2 separate regions of the Homo sapiens genome follow, and region 2 is linked to region 1. Evidence: read pairs that join two places in POLR2A ChIA-PET (ENCODE). Cell type or tissue: OCI-LY7. All regions are shown on one strand. Each heading gives the region's core, and the rest is flanking DNA. Links, peaks and the distances in the headings are about the cores only. Region 1 overlaps SLC30A1 (solute carrier family 30 member 1). Region 2 has its middle 41 kb from the start of MIR3122.

The links. ChIA-PET counts read pairs that join two places held together with the same protein. Peaks named below come from ENCODE experiments on the same cell type or tissue, not always from the same donor. Only the 100,000 strongest peaks of a DNase experiment are listed, where the experiment ranks them.
Region 2: POLR2A ChIA-PET joins it to region 1 with 7 read pairs; 1 of 35 experiments calls an interaction of 5 or more read pairs at or near these places.

What each region holds. Positions count from the first base shown.
Region 1 is chr1:211,573,459-211,576,378 of GRCh38, forward strand. SLC30A1 (solute carrier family 30 member 1) reads right to left here. Exons shown (of 2, transcript NM_021194.3): 2 at 1-2,831. The coding sequence ends at 1,930. Among named protein-coding and RNA genes, the nearest start is that of SLC30A1, 4.2 kb to the right of the region's middle. In OCI-LY7, for the core only: no CTCF peak of the experiment used is centred there; no DNase peak of the experiment used is centred there; H3K4me3 peaks cover 278 bases.
Region 2 is chr1:212,117,388-212,120,307 of GRCh38, forward strand. No RefSeq gene overlaps it. Among named protein-coding and RNA genes, the nearest start is that of MIR3122, 41 kb to the left of the region's middle. In OCI-LY7, for the core only: no CTCF peak of the experiment used is centred there; a DNase peak (open chromatin) is centred at 1,644; H3K27ac peaks cover 1,349 bases.

The DNA of each region.
Region 1 (2,920 bases), core at 246-2,745:
CATTGAATGTAATATATTTTATCAGTTATCTTTGTATCATTGCTGAAATGTTTATGTAACAAATTGATATCTGAATAAAATGTTCTGTAAAGTATTAAATCAGGAATGTACATGATACAGTACAATTCACAGCTTTCTCTTCTTGTTCGCCCAGATGAGATCCCTCAATTTCATGTTTAAAAAAAACCACCCAAACCTTTTCGCAAAATTCAAGGTAACTATCAGTTTAGGAATTGAATTACACAATATCAGATAAGAATATTAAAAGATCAAGATGTATTGCAAACTGGCAGGTTATGGTTTTGGCCCATTATAGTAAATGTGAACTTACAAACTGTGTTCCTAAAATTACCATATTTTCACTGGAAAAAATCAGCTGTTCTTAAATAGGCCCATCGCCAGCAATAGGCTTATACTAGGAAAAACACACACCACAAAAGATCATCCCTTTAAAAAGTAACTGTCAAATCCTAACACTTTTTCCTCTTACAACCCATTAAACAATGAACTATTTTAAATCCCAAAACGTAGCCATCCCAAAAGTAGTCAGCTATAAAAGTAGTCAGAATACCTTGTTTCTAGAAAAATAGAGCTATACATAACTGATGCTAATATTAATCCTTTCAAGGACAAAAATCTAATTTTGTCACAAAGCATACCCTCTATCAAGAAAAATATAACTTAAACACCCTTAAATATTTGTGTTGGATTTGAAATCTATAGCAATAATGAAATAGCCACAATTTTCTGTGTAGATATTGTGGCATCTTGCAAAATAAGCCACTATTGGAAGATCTGAGTATGTGAAGACAGGATGACTTACAAAATCTTAATTAATTTTGCTTTAATTATTAATTTTGCTAAGAATTTAATATCCAAACTGCATTAACCTTCTGGTTTTCTTTCCTCTCAAGTCAGTGACTCTTAGAAAGCACAAACATTGCTGGTTGTGCTCAAAAAGCTCCATTTAAATCCATTCATGATTGGTTATCATGAAATGACCTTGAAAATTTTTTTTCAAACGCCCGGTTTAAAAGATTACATTAATCGTTTGCGTTTAGCATGTAATTATTAGGTGTCAACATCCTTAAAAATACTTATATATTTTGTAAATAAACTTGCAGCTCAATGTTTTTATACCAATCTTTCAAAGAAAGTAATGCTGGTGAACATGTCCAAGTTTCAGATTAACTTTGGTAGAATAAAAAGTTGAAATTCTCAAAATAATTTAGAAATGTAGTCTCAATATTATCATACAATAACCTAAATATTTAGTTTGGTAAACTTTCTTCCTTGCTCTTACTACCCCATTTGCCCCATTGTGTGTAAACTGTAGTTCAATTTGTTAATTATCTTACTGTTTAATAGCCAGCAATACAGAATACAGGATAGTAACTGATCTTATTTCCTACTAATAGCCATGAGTCACTCTTAAAATATGCTGCCATTATGCTATGTAATGATCTCAAAGGGCAATATCACCTAAAATGTCAAAGGAAACAAACTGTTGATGATTTTAAAGTTCTATCAATTATAATTCTAATAAAGTATAACACTGGGGGAAAAGAAAAGCAGAGAAATTCCAGTAACAATTTTATTTATCCCCCTAATTTTTATCATGGGAAAAATCCAGAAATCAAATGTCATTATGTTATATAAGGTTTAACTTACTTTAAACAAAAATGTAACATAGTGTTAAAACTGGCTTTCCAAAACAGTCACAGCATAGCTGTACTCTGTACTAATAATCACAAAATTGTAATATAGAACTCTGTTATGCAGTCCCATTATGTTCTTACAAAAATAGAATTAAACTGTGTGACCAGACAAGGACTTCAATTACACTACTTGGCAAACTTAGAATTTCAGTGGAGTCTTTTTCCTCTTGCAGTTTAAAGCAAAAGTCAAATATCACATCTTTTTCAAGACTCACAAAGATGATTCAGGTTGTTTGTTTGGCATGTTTTTAATCTCTATCACAACAGCAGGGATGTTTTCAGCTTTAGTCCTCCTGGGCTTCTTCTCTAGATTGTTACTAAGTTCTAAACAAGAAATGCTAACTGCTGGGGTCTTTTCTGCATCCTTTCCAGAAGGGGCTTGTGGTAGTGTCCCACAACATTGCTTCAAAGCACACTGGGTTCTGCAGGCAAGTTCACACGGAACTACACTTGATTTAGAGCCTACACTAGCAAATTCAGGCTGAATGGTAGTAGCGTGAATTCCGTGATTATGAAAAACGTCTTTAATGGTTTTAGCCACCTCCATGTATGATGTTGGATCTTCACATTTTATGTGAGCAGTGGCAATGATTCTGCTTCCAGCAAGTTGCCAAACATGTAATTCATGAACTTCCTCAACTCCTTCAACATTTCGAAGTTCTTTTATCAAATTTCTGATATCAATTTGTTTAGGAACAGTTTGTAGAAGAATAAGAGCAGATTCCTTAAGTAATGGATAGGTTGTGTAAAGAAGTATACAAACCATTACAACACAAAGAGTTGGATCTAAATATAGCACCCAGCAAGGACCAGCCTCATAAACTGATGCATGAGTACTATTAATTATTTCTACAAATGCTTTGCAGGGGTCAGGGAAACATGGATTCACACAAAAATCCCCTTCAGAACAACCTTTCCAAGAAAAGTAAAAGACTAAGGCATTTACTACTACAATCACTGAACCCAAGGCATCTCCAAGGACATGCAGAAAAACTCCACGCATGTTAAGTTGTCCAGCCCTATCTTCTTCCAGTTCCATATGGTCAGGTTCTCTGACAAGATTTCCATTCACTTGTACTTCCACTGTATCACCACTTCTGGGGTTTTCTGGGTCTACAAAGAAATAAAAATTTTATATCAAATACATTTAAAGTGTTTATATAAACATCCTTGTCTAATTCTTTTTAAGTGGTGATGAAGGT
Region 2 (2,920 bases), core at 177-2,676, 540 kb after region 1:
ATCGTGCCACTGTATTCTAGCCTGGGCAACAGAGCAAGACTTCCTTTAAAAAAAGAATGAAAAGAAAGAGAGAGAGGAGAAGAGAGAAAGAAACTAAATCTCTTTGAATTTAAGTGATTTGCCCATGGAAGGTAGTGAGTGGCAGAGGGGGGATTTAAGTCCCAGCTTCCAAAGCCTGTTGACATGGAAATGACTTTAAATAACCATCATGACAATTGTAATGTCTTCTCTCTTCCCTAGAGAATGGGAACTGGGACAGCACAGCCCCGCTGAACAGTGGAGGTATCTGGGGTTGTGGCACATGGGGCCCTGAGGGAAGCTCATCTGGGAGCTAGTTCAGTCAAACACAAGGAAGAAGAGCATGGAAGGTTGCCCTGAGAGTCTAGATGCCCACTGGGACCAGAGAGCAATGATCTCTGGTCTAAATTTACCAGAAGTATTAAAGAGTCAGAAATGAAATATACATACATCCACTGGGTACAGTGGCTCACGCCTGTAATCCCAGCACTTTGGGAGGCCAAAGCGGGCAGATCACGAGGTCAGGAGTTTGAGACCAGCCTGGCCAACATGGTGAAACCCCCGTCTCTACTAAAAATACAAAAATTAGCCGGGCATGGTGATGCGCACCTGTAATCCCAGCTACTCAGGAGGCTGAGGCAGGAGAATCACTTGAACCCGGGAGGCAGAGGTTGCAGTGAGCCAAGATCACCCCACTGCACTCCAGCCTGGGCGACAGAGCAAGACTCCATCTCAAAAAAGAAAAAAAAAGAAATATACATACGTCCAATTAAGAGTGAACTGGGGATGATTTAAAAGATTGCTAGCTGCAGCAGAAGCTCTGATGAAAGTCAGCAAACTTTCCACAGAGCTCTTAAGAAGAGAACAGTATAAATGTGTCACCCAGATACCATAATCTTGACTCTGCTATCTACTGATCCTGTGACCTTATGCAAGTTACTTCATTTCTCTGAGCCCCAGTGTCCTCACTGAAAAACAGGAAAGGTGATAACAGTGCTTTCTCTGTTGTCATCGGAGGATTAAATAAATTACTATATATGTAAGGTGCCTAGGCAAGTGTCAGTCGTGTACTACATTTTAACTTTTTATGATTATCCTGGGGGTGCTAAAGTCCCTACCTTGAAGTGCAAATGGTGGGGAAGACAGTCAGACACACATGGTCTTAATGGAATGGGTTGTTGAAGGCTCCAACACCACAGAGAGCTTGTACGTTTTCAGCTGCACTCAGCAATCTGGGAGCAGAGCCAAAGAAAACTGAGGTAGGGATTACCCAAGGTGGGAAGTCAGCACAGGCGACCCAGGGAAGAGTGAAAGTATGCGGGACCCATGGGCACCCTGGAAACGGCAGGCCAAGGGATCCAGGCTGGATGTGGAGGGTGCAAGAGATTCTGGGAAGGGTGAGCAGGTGAGGAAGAATTACCTGAAGCAGACAGGTAGAAAGAAGCTAAGATGTTTGTGGTCAGAGTAGGGTTGTAAGAATTTGGTATGATATGGGCCATTCTGATGCCCATGTCCAAAGTATATTTGTTACAGTGAATGACAGGTTGGGCAGATGTTATTTGTAGGTTTTAGAAAACAATAGTGAAGCTAAGATACCAGAAAAGTAAAAAAACAGGTGACAGAAGAGGAAGTTGTCATGAAAGCTACAAGGCAGGTGTTAAGCCACTGAGGAGGGCAAGAGAATGTGCTGGACACCAGCGAACAGTTGAGTGGACTGAGCCAGCAGTAAAACAGGATGATGTGCCCAAGAAGGGTGGGGAAGCCGGGGTCTGGAGAAGCTGGGGTCAGGAGGTTGGAGAATGTCAGCCTGTTCTGACCCTGAGGAAGAGAGATGGGGCCTGGTGGCAGGCCAGGTTTTCATTTAGGATGAGAAGGGGGAAGGAGTGTGTGTGAAAAGAATGGAGGAGGTAAGGAAAGGGTGTTCACCAGATAGCTGGTGCTGTACAGCCCAGGGGCACAGAGACACCTGCAAAAGCCCAGGGATAGTTAGCAGCAAAACGCTGTCCTGGATTACTGCCCTGCCAGGAAGTGAGAGTGAGAGGCCAGGTTATGTCCCCACATAGCCCTGCCAGGGCCCTCCACTGCAGTGCAAGAGACAGGCTTGCAGGACTCAGCCCGAGAAAGAATCTGGGCTCCTGAGTCAAAGCAGCATCCTATTTCTGCTACATTCAGCCTGCTGAGTAATGGCTCCAAAGGCAATGCCAGCAGCTCACAGGGCACAAGGGGAAAGTGAGAAGCAGGGCCTGGCACCTTATTTTTGGAGCTGCTGTCAAAGGCCCAGCCCTCTGGTTCTGTGTGCCTGACACTCAGCGACAGCTCTCAGTGTGAGCTTGGATAACCAGCCCTGCAGGCACTGGCTGAGGTGCCCAGAGAGGCAGGCCCTGTGAGAAAGACGAGTTATGTGACTTCACCGAAGACAGGGAGAATGGAGTCTTTACTTCTTAAAGGAGTTCTTACTTCTTGAAGGAGTCAATCTCATTGGTCATCCCAGCTGGGCTAGTGCCTCAGCCTGAAGTCCCTTAGGAGTGAGCCTTGTATTCTTTCGCTGCTCACTTGTTCTTTGAAAATTACCTAAAATGATGGTGACATGCGGAACACACACAAACTTGAGGTGTTTGTTAAAGTGAGCAGTTTGAGCTAGAGTGGACTTTGAGCTGGTTTCCAAAGGCAGGGATGCCACTCACACTCTCCCAGCCAGTCCTCCATGTGTCCCCAGTGATGCTCCTGGCTACAGCTAGGGCTCAGTCTAATGTGAAAACAGAGTGACATTAGTTGTCGCATAATCACAAAGGTCAAACTTGTGATCCTTTGAGCACAGTGCTCTGGAAACTTGAGCTAACTGGCCCTGAGAACCTTTGAGACCAGCCTTTGGGTTAATTTCTGCTAAACAGATAGAACCAGA